4 separate regions of the Homo sapiens genome follow, and all the other regions are linked to region 2. Evidence: chromatin contacts called from ENCODE Hi-C or POLR2A ChIA-PET data. All regions are on one chromosome and are shown on one strand. The core of a region is the stretch at or near the end of the contact, and the rest is flanking DNA. Distances in the headings are between cores, read along the strand shown. Region 1 overlaps BLOC1S5 (biogenesis of lysosomal organelles complex 1 subunit 5). Region 2 holds the start of TXNDC5 (thioredoxin domain containing 5). Region 3 overlaps BLOC1S5-TXNDC5 (BLOC1S5-TXNDC5 readthrough (NMD candidate)). Region 4 overlaps BMP6 (bone morphogenetic protein 6).

Region 1 (3,497 bases), core at 980-3,479, 110 kb after region 2:
GATTCCATTTTCCTTCCTACTCCTCTTCATTCAAATAATCATATATAGGCACTTAAAGCTGGAAAAATGTGGCACCCTTCTTTAAATATCCAATCAGAATGCCAGTAGAAACTTCTTTCTTCTGATATAAGAGTGCCACTGAATATATTGCTAAGCTTGAAGCAGAGGCTAAACGGTCTGGTGGGAATAGTTTTCAGGAGAGAGGTGAACATCTTCTCATTAGTTTGTGATTGTTGTGGTTCAAGTTCTTAAAAGGTTGAAAATTTCGCTAGGTCCTTCTCCATCTCAGCATATTGTTCTTTAAGCCTTTCCATGGCTTTTCTGTGCTCTTCATCCACTTCAGCCCTTTTGTTGGGTTGCTCCTTCATGAAGTTGTCCCACTGGAGCATATGCTGTTTCTCACTAGCTACTAAGTGGTCACTATGAATCTGAGAAAAGAAAATTAGAAAGTCACACGACATTTTCCAGACAATTATTTCATAACGTTATCTCTTGATACTTGGTTACCGTAACAATCAGCTGGTAAGTCACAAGGAAAAAGTTGTGTTATAATATCCAAAAAAAGATGACACATTAGAAACATCTAAGGCTTCTCTCATTAAAATTAAACATGGATATTCTCATTTCTTAAATTTTAAAAGTGGGCTGGGCACAGTGGCTAATGCCTGTAATCCCAGCATTCTGGGAGGCCGAAGCCGGTGGATCACCTCAAGTAAGGAGTTTGAGACCAGCCTGGCCAACATGGCAAAACTCCGTCTCTACTAAAAATACAAAAATTAGCTGGGCGTGGTGGCACATGGCTGTAGTTCCAGCTACTCGGGAGGCTGAGGTGGAAGAATCGCCTGAACCCAGAAGGCAGAGGTTGCAGTGAGCTGAGATGGCACCACTGCACTCTAGCCTGGGTGACAGAGTGAGACTCCGTCTCAAAAAAAAAAAAATTTTTTTTAAAGCGTCTAGTATCTTCACATGATAAAATCAAACACAATCCAAGTATTTTTTCATATTTCTATTTCTCCTCAAATCCCATTTCACTGCAGATATTTTAAAACCAATTTTAAAAAAATATATGCTAAAAGAATCATTGCTGTAAGAAATCAAAATGTCTTACATAAAATATTTTTAAGTGCATTAGAAAGAATCATAAATTATTAGTCACTAGAAGAGAACTCGAGAAATCTCTTCTGGGATGGGCAGAGTGGCTCGCACCTGTAATCCCAGCATTTTGGGAAGCTGAGGCGGGCAGATCACCTGAGGTCAGGAGTTCAAGTCCAGTCTGGCCAACATGGCAGAACCCCGTCTCTACTAAAAATATAAAAATTAGCCGGTGTGGTGGCGTGCACCTGTGATCCCAGGGCCTGTGATCCCAGCTACTCGGGAAACTGAGGCGGAAGAACTGCTTGAACCCAGGAGACAGAGGTTGCAGTGAGATGAGCACGCCATTGCACTCCAGCCTGGGTGACAGTGATACTCTATCTCAAAAAAAAAAAAAAAAAAAGAAATCTCCTCTGGGTCAGTTCTAGTCCTTAAAGCAAATCAACATCTCAAACATCTGTGTCAAATGTCTCAGTTCTTGAGATGTTCCTTAATATTGCTATATAAGGATGAAAGGTTTTTTCTTTTTCTTTCTAGCACCACAGTAATATAGATAAAATGCTGTATAAATAAAAAAGGTATGAATTTAGTTTTCTCCCCCCTTCCAAAGTACAATTTCAATGATTAACTTTGAATACGTACAATAAAAATCTAAATAGAGTATGAAAAAATAACTTTATATCCCTATTTCAACTATTCTACATGTATGTCATTAGCAGTTAAGTTTTGATACAGATTAGGTTCTATTAAACAAACAAAAACTGGGATATGCAAACTAGAAAAACCTAGAAGTTCGAATTGCTTGAACCTGAGAGGCGGAGGTTGCAGTGAGCCGAGACTGCACCACTGAACTCCAGCCTGGGTAACAGAGCGAGACTCCGTCTCAAAAACAAACACACACACACACACACACACCTACAAAGCACCCGAAGTCACTGTTAATTTTGGCATGTTAATTCCAGCACTTGAATGAAAAAGGGACACGCAGCGTACTCAGATGCTGGTTAACTCAGATGTCAGCCACCAGAAAAACAGCTACTAGGAAAAAGAGACCATCTTCAGGCTGTTCATCACGTTCTTCCTGTTCTATTTTCTCTCTCATTTGGGTCAGGATGACAAACAGGATGAAGGGCTGAATAAGCCAATGTGCTCTAAGTACCCATGAAATGCAAACTTCTGCTAGTTGTTTTGCATAGCTACTTCTAAAAGCCTCTCCTTTAAGACGACATTATTCTCATTTTACAGACAAAGAAATTAAGGCTTAAGGACACTTTTATCCTCCATGGTCACTCACCTAATAGCTTGGTTGTAGATTCAAATTTAGGTCTTTCTGACACCCAAACCTACGCCTTTTCTATCACAGAGTGCAAATCAGATCTTTCCAGAGGAAGTTTTACGTAGGTAGCTAAAAATCCCTTTCACAAGACAAACGGTCTTCTGAGAGTCTTTTTGCTAGGCTGATCTGAAGCTCCCCAGCACCAAGACTGTTCAACTTCAGACTCACGTCAACTTCTTTCCAATTGAAAATTCTTGGTCGAACATTCTTCTAAAATGTCAGTCAAACTTTGCTCTAAAATATGTCCTACGGACACTTGGGATCTGAACAGATATTACAGTGGTAGGGAGAGAGGATTAGGGAGGAGTTTACTCATCCAATAAATTGGTTAAACAGGTTAAACAAAATCCAATGCGTTACTTTTTAACTTTTCAGCCTTATAGATTAGAACTCTCCAAAAGATGCATGAAGAGTTTATTAAATCTTCTGATGGAACTTTTGCAAAAACTGTTACAGTCTAAGAGAAAAGCCACAGTCAGACTAGAAAAAGAAAAAATGCAGATAAACTTCATCAAAATGATATTTAGCTTTAGTTGTGTTTTAATAAATACAGAGAATGTTAAACATGCATACTCAGATGTTATTTAATTTGTTCATTTCTTTGTAAATGGAAAGTCATCATTGGCTCAGCTGACCTTGTGATGTGGATCACCAGGCAACAGCCCGTGTTCCCCTTCCCAACCAGAACGCATTTTATCCAGTACAGCCCAATAAAGAAAAACGGAGCTTTGGCAGGCATACCAACCTCGCTTCAAATTCTGGTCTACCTGTCACTAGTTGCATGATGCTGAGCAACTTAAAGTTTCTTTAACTTTAAAATGAGGAAAATAAATACTCCGCATCCATAAATAATATTTATAAAGACTACAGGTAGAACATGTCAAGTTCCTAGCTCAGTGCCTGAGGAACTTAATAAAAGGTAAATATTATACAAATCACAAGCGAAGCATCTAGAAGGCAGATCACTCCACTTTTATCCCCTTGCCATTTCAGTTTCTGTTCTTTAATTTTAATAATTTACTTTTAGCAACAGATTATTGTAATAATTCAAACAATAGAGACAACTCAA
Region 2 (3,306 bases), core at 358-2,857:
CTCCCAGTTTGAAAGGTACAATTTCTGAACTGGCCATTTTTCTTAGGGTACCTTTTCTCTATGCCTCCCTACATCCCTTTCCCAAGTGAGCCTCTACTGAGCTCTGGGGAAGAATACCAAGTTCTGCAACAAGAACCTGCAGGCTATTCCAACCTCTCAAAGGTCTTGTGTCCTAAAATTATGGCTTTCTGCTCTGGCCTGTGGTCACTTCCCTTCCTCGGGGCATCCCGGCACTGGCAGGAAAGCTGTGCACATGCTTGTGTGAATGACAGGAAGCTCTTCCGTGGGATGAGTGCCAGGGTAGGGTCTCTCAGGTCAGCAGCGAGGCCCACACCAAAGCCTCGCCCAGAGAACCAAAGCAAGAGGGACCATCTGCTCAACGGAGGGGCTTTTCCGATCTCACACATAACAAGTGACCTGGACCCGAGAGAGCAGCAGGGAGGTGACAGGACAGCCTGGAGTTGAGGACCAGTGGGCTCCGTTCAGAGATTACATCCACCCTGAGCTGCAGGGGGGCGGAGGGGTTCCAGAATTCGCACTACCTTGGTCTTCCCGGGGTAGCTCAGCAACCCTCCTCTGCCCGGACCACTCCTTCCTATCCCACAAAAGACGCACAAAGTGGGAAACCACACCTTCCTGGGTTCTATTTTTCAGTTAAAGCCTCTGGAAGGGGACGTGCCCGCAGTCTGTCCCAGCCGACCCCGGTGGCCGCGGCAGCAGCAAGGCCGCTCTGGTGAGTGCACGTGGCCCACGGGCAGGCCGCGCGTCCGGCCGGCACAGGAAGTTTGGGGCGCTGGGCAGGGACCGCGGGGTGACATTTGGACTCCCGGCTGCCCGAAAGGGCGACGACCCCACCTTCCCCTCCCTCGGTGCCGAGGTGCAAGAGGCGGTTGAATTCAGGAGCGCGGCGCAGGGCGGGCTTTTCCCGGCTGTCCCCTAGGGGTCCGCCCCCTCCTCCCGCACCGCCCCGGCCGCCGAGCGCCACGTCAGCCGCCAGTGCCCGGCCCGCTGAGCTCACGCCTCCCGACCCGGAGCCCCAAGCCCTCGGTCCCCTGCAGTCCCCGGCTCCCGGCCCCGAGCCGCGGCGCCCGCGCCCCCCGCTCCCCGCCAGCCGGAGCCCCGAACCCGCAGGGTCCCCGCGCTCCCGGCCCCGCGCCCCCAGTATTACACCCCGCACCCCTGAGCCCCGAGCCCCGCGCCCGTAGCACGCACGCCGCAGACCAGAGCCGTCGGCGTCCACGTGGCCCCGGGACCCCCCGCCCGCGGCGCCCAAGCGCCCCACGCCCCGCGAAGCGCCAAGTGCGGGGCAGGGCGCCGGCCTGCGCGGCGTTACCAGGGCGCGAAGAACATGACGAAGTGCGCGGCGCTCTGGATCCCGTGCGTGAACATGTCGGCCGTGTACAGGTGCTTGCTGTGCGGGTCCTGTCCGTCCTCGCCGTCTGCCGCGGGGGGCCCGTCCGCCGCCGCCGCCGCCGCCTCCTGGGCCCGGGCGCCCCAGCGCCCGCCGCCGCCATGGCCCAGCAGCAGCAGCAGCAGCGCAGTCAGGGCCGCCGGCCGGGCCAGCAGCGGGAGGAGGCGTCCTGGGCGCGCGGGCATCGCGGCGGGGCTGGGCGCGCTCTCGCCGCGGCCTCCGGTCCCCTCGCAGCGCCCGCCCCGCGCCCCGCCCCGGAGAGGCCGCGCCCCTTCCTCTCCCCGCCCGCCCGCGCCGGCGCGCGACCGCTACCCGCCCGAGCCCCGGCTCCGCGCACCGGCAGGGAAGGGCTGGAGCGAGGGACCGAGTCTGGGAGAGCCTTCCGAGTCCGGCCTCCTGCCTTCCCGCCATGGGACGGCTCGCCCCAATCCCGCGAGGCTCCTGCGCCTCCGCAACCCAGGCCCGCACCCCTTTCCCCAGGGGCCCGCTCTGCTCAGAGCGGCGGTGAACACACGAAGTAACGATGAGGCCAGCGGGAAGCCACGGAGGGGCAGGTCAGCCTCGGCTAATCTCAGCTCACACAAGCACCCCGCGATTTCAGGCCAAAGGAAGGAGAGAGCTGCTGTCAGCAGAATATAGGAAATCGGGCAAAAGACGGTGGGGTTTGCACCTGAATTAGTTAGATTCTTGGCCAGAGCTCAACTGTGATTCTCGACCTGGGCTCAGAGGGGTGATGAAACCCGCTTCCCAAGTGAACCCCTTGCTGGTTACCCCTGCCCGGCCTCAACTCAGGGATGAAGAGGAAAGAAAGTCAAAGCGGCCTCTTCTAGACAAGAAGGCACCTAGCAGGACTGACTGGGGTCCTACTGTGCCCTCATTTATGCCGGTTACTAAAATGAATGACAGCACGCCTGCTATGGCTGAACTCAGCCTGTGGAATGGCCCGAAGGCATCCCTGCCCAGCGACTCATAACTCGCACCTGCACACACACCTTACAGCAGATGGTAATCGAAAGCTCCAGCCCTACCCCGGGGATCTGAAGCTAAATTAGAATCACCGGGTTGCTCTCCGGGATCCTGCCTGCTCTTTGATTATCCTCAATCCAGGAAGCCCCAGGTAGTTAACTCCTGGCTTGGCAACAGGGGACGCGCCCACTGTCTCACCTGTCATTATTCTGCTCCCGCCTTAGGCCCAGCCACTTATGAACCTTTAACCATGGGTTGCCAAACACCAAAACCATCAATCTCCCTCCAAAGTCTGTTCTTCCAGCCACTTAAGCTTGAAACATGGGAGGCATCTTGTATTGCTCGCTCTTTTCCCGTGTGTCTCAAAATTCAACCGCATTTCCTGTAACCATGATTTCCTTCCAGCATTCTCAGTGTTCATACCCTGAACGGAGACTAAGCCTGGCCTATTGCAGTAGCTTTCTAAGAGTCTCTTTCATTCACATGGCTGGAAAATTAATTTTCCTAAAGCCTGCCTTTGACCAAGACAGTTTGCTGCTTAAACTTGGACCAAAACGCCACCACTGTCCCCATGGCCTTGGCCGATGGGGTGAAATAGTCATGCCTGGGGCAGCCATTCAAGGCCTTCCGTGATGTGGTTGCATCATGCTTTGTGTCCCTGTGAAACTCACTCAACACTAGAAATCCAGGGATTCTCTCCAATAACTGTTATTGCCAAACTCTAATCCCTGTGTTCTCCAACACCTCAAACCTCCCAAACCCTTCCACGGTGCTGTTGGGAAATTCCCACAAGCATCGCCATACACTCTTACAGCATCAGTGTCTTTCGTTTTTAACTGAAACACAGTTCTAGGAGCTCTCTCAAGTGTTGGCTGCTCATTCTTTCACACCTGGAGTCCCTCAGAGCCAGGAAGTAAAGCTGATGCCTT
Region 3 (3,587 bases), core at 648-3,147, 82 kb after region 2:
AAGCACTTATTAAAATTTATGCTAGAACTAAGGAAACAGATAAAAGACACAATCCCTGATGCCAAGAAGTTGCCTGCCTTGCTGATGGAATTTCCTAGTACCCCATGTTATTCTTGGCTGTGCAAAAATTAGATTTTTAAACTTTTATTATTGTCTAAAATTATGGGTTATACCATTTAGAGAAAAAAGCCTCACTACTGTTGCAGGTTGAGGTTACCATTGGGATATTAGGTATCAACACAGGCCCCATGACAGGATTTGAGTAAAAACCGTAGCCTTTGCATAATGACAAGTCTGTGTCACTTTTCCTAAAACTGTGTGAAAACAGAAAAATTACATCTTCTTCTTTTTTTTTTTTTTTTTTTTTTGAGACTAGTCTTGGTCTTGTTGTCCAGGCTGGAGTGCAATGGCATAGTCTCGACTCACTGCAACCTCCACCTCCTAGGTTCAAGAGATTATCCTGCCTCAGCCCCCCAAGTAGCTGGGATTACAAGCGCGCACCACCAGGCCCGGCTAATTTTTTGCATTTTTAGTAGAGATGGGGTTTCACCATGTTGGCCAGGCTGGTCTTGAACTCCTGACCTCAGGTGATCCACCCTCCTTGGCCTCCCAAAGTGCTGAGATTACAGGCGTGAGCCACCATGCCCGGCTAATTATATCTTCTTATTGCTTTCAAAGATCTTAATGACAATAAAGAGAGCCAACGCTCCATCCCAGAAGGAAGAAAATGACCATGTCACTTCTGAATGTTTGCTAGGATGCTAAAGTAAAAATGGGCTGAGGATATAAGAAATGCTAAAGTTCAGGTGGCATTGTTGCTTATAAGTCAATGAAAATTAAGTCACATTAAACATTCAGTTCCTTAGACACATTAGCCACATTCCGAGTACTCAATAGTTACATACGGCTAGTGGCTACCATATTGGACAACACAGATAAAGAACACTTCCCCCACTGCAGAAAGTTCTACTGGACAATGCTGGAAGTGAAATGGGTCTCCTAAAAAGCTTCAAAGGTAAGGTTGTACATGGTGTCGATGAGTTTGAGTAGCAAAGAAATTATTTTAAAATTATAATTAAATGTAATAAGAGATATTTTTAAAAATTCTGTTGGAACTTTTAAAGACATAATTTAGCCAAACAAAAATGATACAAATTTTCTCCTGGAACTTTGGGTGTTTGGGTGACTGTTTTGAATCTTGTCTGTGGGACAAGCAAGAGGCCGTGCCCCTGTGTGTGGCCACCAGATGGACCTGGGATCACTGACTGTGTTGTCTTGGAGTCATCCAGCTGTTGGCTGACAGAAAAGGGAAGGGCATTCACCCTGCATGCATATACATGCACACAGACATACCCTGCCTGCCTGTTGCCAGCTTCCATAACATGGGGGAGAAACTTTTAAAAAAGAAGGTCCTCTCATTTATGTGACTAAAGTTTTGCCTTTGAACTAGTCACATGGAGAAACAGAATGGCCTCATCTGCAGTAGATTTTAGTTAATGCAATTTATCTGGCTCATGTTGACATACTATACTATTCTACACTCTACTTACTTGCTCAAATCGAAGTCAATTTGATACATCCTACTCTTGATCTTAAAATATAAGACAGTAAATGGGTGCAGTATTTCTTGGGTTATTTGGATGAATGAGACCTAGAACAATATGAAACCTGTTACTGGGGCCTAAATGAGATTGGTCAGTGCTGGTTTCTTTTATGTCTTCTGTCTACCCCCTGGTGGAGGGATTCATTACTAGTCAGAGCCAAAGAAGGAAAGAGAAAGAGAAAAAAGCATGAATTATTTCCTGAACATCTATTCAGTCCCTCAATAATCTTGGGTTTGTTGTTTATACGAGAGTGCCAGCTCAACGGGAGAAGAGCTGAAACCCATTATTTCCCTTTGAACATGTTCTTCACCGGGAATGGCAGGAGGAGCAGAGCAGCAGGAGGGCTGTCCTGCCAAAACGCTGAACTTGGAACTGAAGGGGCCATCGCTCTGGGTGCAAAAAAAGAGTTCTGAGCTTTGCTGCTCTGGCAGGCCTGGAATCCTTCCCTTGGCTGTGGATAATACCTAATGATTCAGAGGAAGTACTGTCAACTCTTCAAAGCAGACCTAGCTAATTGTGTAATGTTATTCTGAGGCACTGGGAGAAGCCAAAAAAGAAGGGAGGCTGGGGAGAAATTCCTTCCTTTGCAATGATCAGCTTACATCCTGCACCATCAGATTTGATTATCCTTATCTTTTCTTGCATAACTACAAATGTTATGACTGGTCATAGTGACCAGACTTCCAAAAAAAAATCCAGCCACAGTATTTGACTCTATGACTGCCTCTGGCGGTAAATTCCTTAGACTAGCTACATGCTGTGCAAAAAGCTATTTCCTTTGATTTATTCATTTCCCAGTTCTTAACTCCATCAGGTGCCCCCTTGATCTCACATTAGAGAATGAGGCAAAAAAAGAAAAGGAAAAAAGAAGTCTGTTCATTTTGCCTTATCTCCTTGCAGTTAGGAAATGTAAATATCCACTAACCTCTTTTGCTCATATTGCACAGTAATTTTTAAAATTAACTCCTTTTAACTAGCTCTTTTTTTTAATTGAATAAGTAATACAAGGACCTGATTAAAAGATTTAGGCACTACAGGCTGGGTGCAGTGGCTCACGCCTGTAATCCCAGCACTTTGGGAGGCTGAGGCTAGCAGATCACGAGGTCAGATCGAGACCATCCTGGCTAACACAGTGAAACCCCATCTCTACTAAAAATACAAAAAATTAGCTGGGCGCGGTGGCGGGTGCCTGTAGTCCCAGCTACTCGGGAGGCTGAAGCCGGTGAATGGCGTGAACCTGGGAGATGGAGTTTGCAGTGAGCCGAGATCGCACCACTGCACTCCAGCCTGGGCGATAGAGCGAGACTCCATCTCGAAAAAAAAAAAAAGATTTAGGCACTACAATAAATAGAAAAAGGAAAAGTAAGTATCCCTCCCATTGCAGACCTGCAGACCCTTGATTCCTCAGACCCTACCCTGAGGCAGTCATCAGTACCAGCTGCTGGTATACACTCTAGAAATATCCAAATGCAAGCATGTGTGCATTTTCTCCTTTTAAAATGTATCTTTCTTTTTCACATAATAACATCTTGGAGATCATTCCATATTATCATGTTTAGTGCTAACCCATCCTTTTTCATGGCTGCATAGTATTCCCATTCAAATATACCACACAATTGATTAACCAGTTCCATATTAATGGATATTTATGTTGTTTCTAGTATTTTTCTCATATGAAAAGCTACAACAAAGACCTCTGTACACATCTTAACAAGTATGTGCCATACCTTGTTAAGCACATACCAGCCAGTATGTGCATTTTAAATGTTGATAGATATTTTCAGATCGCCCTCCAAAGAGGTTACATCAATTTATACTCTCCTTTGAGAGTATGTAGGAGTATGTAGGAGTCCTCTTCCTCACTTCTTTGCTAACATATATATTAACTATAACAAATAACTAATAATATTTTACAATCTTCCATCATATGACTGTTCTGCCTGAAAAACCACACAAGATGCAGTGACCTCTACGTAACCATCA
Region 4 (3,332 bases), core at 693-3,192, 120 kb before region 2:
GTAAGATTGGTTGTGTTTTATTATAGGATTTAATGTCAAGCCTGTCATTTTGAGTGATGAGAAACTGGGAAAGGCGTCCTTCACTGACATAGTAGGAGAAGGAGGCACTTTTGTTTTCAACTCCAATTTGGTCTGAAGCTATTAAAGGAATAAATGGAGGTCGTGCAACATGTTGATTTTAGACTCTTCCCATGTCTGCTGCTAGAAGGAACGTGAGGAGCAGCTTAGTATTTTGTTGTGTCTTGCAGACTTCTTTTGCCTTAAAAAAAAGTCTGTTTATGGAGGGAGAGGACATGGCTGAAAAAACACTTGTACATAAAACAGCTGTTAAGCGAATCTCCACACACTGAGATCAAGAGAACGTGAAGAAATATGTCCTTCCAAGGACCCTTTTGCCAACTTGGAGCCTCCTTCAGAAAATAAATACAGCCACGCTACAAGTTTCTGGTAACTTAGTTACTGAAAAATAAATTGAGCTACTTAGACCCTTGAACCTTTATTAAAAAAAAAAATCTCTGAATTCTATTGCAGTGATGCAAATGAAGCCAGAGAAACTATGCAGAATGTTTCTTTGCCCTTGTATTAACGAATGTGCCCCTGAAGAGTCTTGAAAATGCAGGAGGCAGAAGCCCCGGCCTCCTAGTAGAGGGAAAGCACGTACACGCGTCTTTGGTCTCTAAGCTCCATCTGCAATAAGGAAAGATTTCCTGATAGTGAAGTTTTCTCTGGATTTTTTTTTCCTTCTCCGTGACTTGCTGTGGTAAAGGACAGTTGTGCTCAGTGGCTTCCAGAAAAGCTGGACGTCCCACCATGATGGCACATCTGGGCACACCACACCTCTCCTCTCTACTACTGGGAACACTGGAGAGGACTGACTGCCTGTGGCATATGCTTTGTGCTTGGAGTGTTGCTTATGAAAGATGAGGCCCCTTTAAAACCTCATGCTCACACTTAGAGAATTCTGGTCGTGTGCTACAGATGTTTTACAGTTTATTTCCAAACAGCTGCTTTTCCCTTCTTTAGTCTGTTTTTTTTTTTTTTTTTTTTTAAATAAAATCCCTCTGGAAACCTTTCAGCTCACATCCTTGGCAATGCTTCCTTAGTACAAGTCCTTGCATTCTATGCCATGACATTCTCCCAACCAGCACCTGTTACTACAGGCAGGCCATCGACTTAGCTGTTCTGTGAGTTAGAAGTACTATTGTGTATGTGGATCAGAACTGTAGATTCAATCAGCCTAGAACAGACAGCCCCCAGTGACAAGCCCTCCCTAGCACTTCATGAGAATACACAGAAAGAAGAAGGAAAAACTTGACTTATAATGTATGTCTCCCTCGGAACATCAGGTAGAAAAGCCCCATGCAGGTGACTCAATCCAGGGTCAAAGCAGGGAGGGTTTCCCTGAGGGCACAGCAATTTGACAAGTTTGTCCCATTTCAAACTTCCCCAGCAGCCAGCTGTCAATAATATCTTTGACCTTCAGAGGTAGGAAGAGCAGGAATAATTAAGATCCACAGATGATCCCCGAATCCTGGTAATGATTTTCACATCCTTCTTTCTCATGATCCTTTTCCCCAGAGCTGCCATTTCTCTAAACTAAAGTGACGAGTGTAAGTTCAGCCTCCTTTAGTTTCTTTTCCAATAATCTTCTGATAAAGATATTAGGAAGAAGTAAAAGTCCAATTGAAGAGGGCAGTATCAGGGAGGGAACAGAAGTAAAGAGTTTGGGAGATCATTCCTTGAATAACTAAGTGTTGATCGGCTCTTGGGAAAATGTGTTGATTTGTCTTCTGGCCAGTTGTACATATGCAGATACACCATCTGTACTGAAAAATATGCGTGAACTTCTCTGGAAGCGCCTGAGTGAGTCAGTGTCTGAAAAGGAGCTACACCTCTAAAACAGTTATCAAGTATTTAGGGATGAGGTGCTGCAAAGCCAAGAGAGTGAAAACAATCCTTAAAGGCGTGTTTGGCCAGCTCTCAAAAATCTTAGACAGTTGCAACACAGTCCTTGGCTCAGACACTGGATTTTTCCCATTCATGTACTTTTTTGACAGATGAATTGTTGCAGGCTGCAAAAAAAGCTCGAAGAGGAATCTGTTAGACTCCTCACTCAGAGCAGGGATCTATTTGCTTGCAATCCTGTTAGCAAACCAAGGTGCCATTTGCTTTGTGTGGTGTGCTACTTGGCCACTTTTTCTTAGCCGTGGCTGCTCTGTCTGAAACGGTCATGGTCTCATTCAGCTCTAGCATATTTGCGTGTTAGGTTGGCATGAAGATTCTCAATTTAGTAAATGCTAGACACTAGTATAACTTCCCTGAATTCCTGCCTCTCAACTCCTATGGAATGTTTATGGCTTTCATTATAGTAATAACAAGATTTCTTGCACAAAAACTCACTTGACCTTGGCACTTTCTTTCTAGAGCCATCCTTCCTTTTTGCTGATAGGTGGGTTTGCATTTATTTTTGGCATGACTTTTTCACCTTCTGAATTGCTGACTATGGTAGATTGATTTTTTTTTTTAAAGAAACGCAAGTCATTTTGATGAAACGATCAACCCAGCCTGATATAACTTTAAGTATAGTTTCACACCACATGTAATAAATGTGACCCTTTAGAGATATTAGAAACTGATGATGAATGTTTAGTTACAAGAATAGTTCAGACCCTCAGGTATGGGTATTCTTTGCACAACTCTGGAATATATTTCTTGAATCACTGGAAGAAGATGGAGTCCTTGGAAACATGTTGTCAGGGGCTCAATTACCTTTAGACCTTTAAGTGTTCTTGGCCAAAGGCTTGGTAGTAATTATTTGAGGGCATTAGTGATAGACCACATGTTAAGGCTGTAGCTGAAACCAAGAGTCATCATATGCATCCTGTATGGAAAGAACTGGGGATCATACTTCAGTCTTTCCAGCCAAACTATGTGTATACCATCACTAACTTAAGAAACACAGTGTATGCTATTGTGTGCTGGTACACAATGGGGAAAATGACTGGCTGCCTTCAAATCCTGTCTTCTATGTCTAGGCTCAACAACGGGGGACCCCTCTGTATGTTTTTATGCCGAGAACTAAAGAATTTTAAAAATAAACTTGGATAGTTTTAAAGGGTGTAATATCCTATGAATTGTAACACTGTATATATGCTTTAAGTGTATTATCAAAGAGTCAAAGTTATGGACTTTTCTCCTTCATACTTGGAAAATGTTCATCATTGTAAAACAAATGGCAGCAAAACCAGTCCTTAGGATGAAGCAAATCAGAAGGAGTGACTTTGTTTTTAAAATTTAAGTAAATGTGTTAACATGTCATTTCAAATAATCAT

Evidence for each region. A loop is a pair of places that touch in the nucleus more often than their neighbours do. ChIA-PET counts read pairs that join two places held with the same protein, here RNA polymerase II (POLR2A). Pooled maps may share reads with other maps.
Region 1: a map of naive thymus-derived CD4-positive, alpha-beta T cell shows a loop between it and region 2 (9-fold over the local background). The contact joins the enhancer-like site here to the promoter of TXNDC5 in region 2. A Hi-C loop is called at or near these places in 23 of 168 maps with a recorded cell type or tissue (B cell, CD8-positive, alpha-beta T cell, Caco-2 and 15 more), 14 of 37 single-sample maps with no recorded cell type and 29 of 50 pooled maps. POLR2A ChIA-PET finds 5 or more read pairs at or near these places in 6 of 52 experiments (CD4-positive, alpha-beta T cell, HepG2, RWPE1 and 3 more).
Region 3: a loop to region 2 is called in a map of endothelial cell of umbilical vein, with 7 times the contacts of the local background. The contact joins the enhancer-like site here to the promoter of TXNDC5 in region 2. A Hi-C loop is called at or near these places in 53 of 168 maps with a recorded cell type or tissue (B cell, CD8-positive, alpha-beta T cell, Caco-2 and 37 more), 37 of 37 single-sample maps with no recorded cell type and 36 of 50 pooled maps. POLR2A ChIA-PET finds 5 or more read pairs at or near these places in 7 of 52 experiments (H1, HepG2, MCF 10A and 4 more).
Region 4: a loop to region 2 is called in a map of esophagus muscularis mucosa, with 4 times the contacts of the local background. The contact joins the enhancer-like site here to the promoter of TXNDC5 in region 2. A Hi-C loop is called at or near these places in 3 of 168 maps with a recorded cell type or tissue (chondrocyte, esophagus muscularis mucosa and prostate gland) and 1 of 50 pooled maps. POLR2A ChIA-PET finds 5 or more read pairs at or near these places in 1 of 52 experiments (MCF 10A).

What each region holds. Positions count from the first base shown.
Region 1 is chr6:8,015,401-8,018,897 of GRCh38, forward strand. BLOC1S5 (biogenesis of lysosomal organelles complex 1 subunit 5) reads right to left here. Exons shown (of 5, transcript NM_201280.3): 5 at 1-428. The coding sequence ends at 249. The region is part of intron 4 of BLOC1S5-TXNDC5 (BLOC1S5-TXNDC5 readthrough (NMD candidate)); the gene reads right to left. EEF1E1-BLOC1S5 (EEF1E1-BLOC1S5 readthrough (NMD candidate)) reads right to left here. Exons shown (of 7, transcript NR_037618.1): 7 at 1-428. Among named protein-coding and RNA genes, the nearest start is that of BLOC1S5, 47 kb to the right of the region's middle. Within about 2 kb of position 2,230, at least 2 of the 41 ENCODE cell types and tissues checked have a DNase peak (open chromatin) inside an H3K27ac peak, as active enhancers do.
Region 2 is chr6:7,909,181-7,912,486 of GRCh38, forward strand. It overlaps TXNDC5 (thioredoxin domain containing 5), which reads right to left and starts at 1,608. Exons shown (of 10, transcript NM_030810.5): 1 at 1,334-1,608. The coding sequence starts at 1,596. The region is part of intron 4 of BLOC1S5-TXNDC5 (BLOC1S5-TXNDC5 readthrough (NMD candidate)); the gene reads right to left. RefSeq lists silencers at 683-772, 973-1,092, 1,463-1,892.
Region 3 is chr6:7,990,444-7,994,030 of GRCh38, forward strand. All of the region lies in intron 4 of BLOC1S5-TXNDC5 (BLOC1S5-TXNDC5 readthrough (NMD candidate)), which reads right to left. Among named protein-coding and RNA genes, the nearest start is that of BLOC1S5, 72 kb to the right of the region's middle. Within about 2 kb of position 1,898, at least 6 of the 41 ENCODE cell types and tissues checked have a DNase peak (open chromatin) inside an H3K27ac peak, as active enhancers do; they include endothelial cell of umbilical vein, heart right ventricle, sigmoid colon and 1 more, where a contact is called at or near this core.
Region 4 is chr6:7,785,434-7,788,765 of GRCh38, forward strand. The region is part of intron 1 of BMP6 (bone morphogenetic protein 6); the gene reads left to right. Among named protein-coding and RNA genes, the nearest start is that of BMP6, 61 kb to the left of the region's middle. Within about 2 kb of position 1,943, at least 3 of the 41 ENCODE cell types and tissues checked have a DNase peak (open chromatin) inside an H3K27ac peak, as active enhancers do.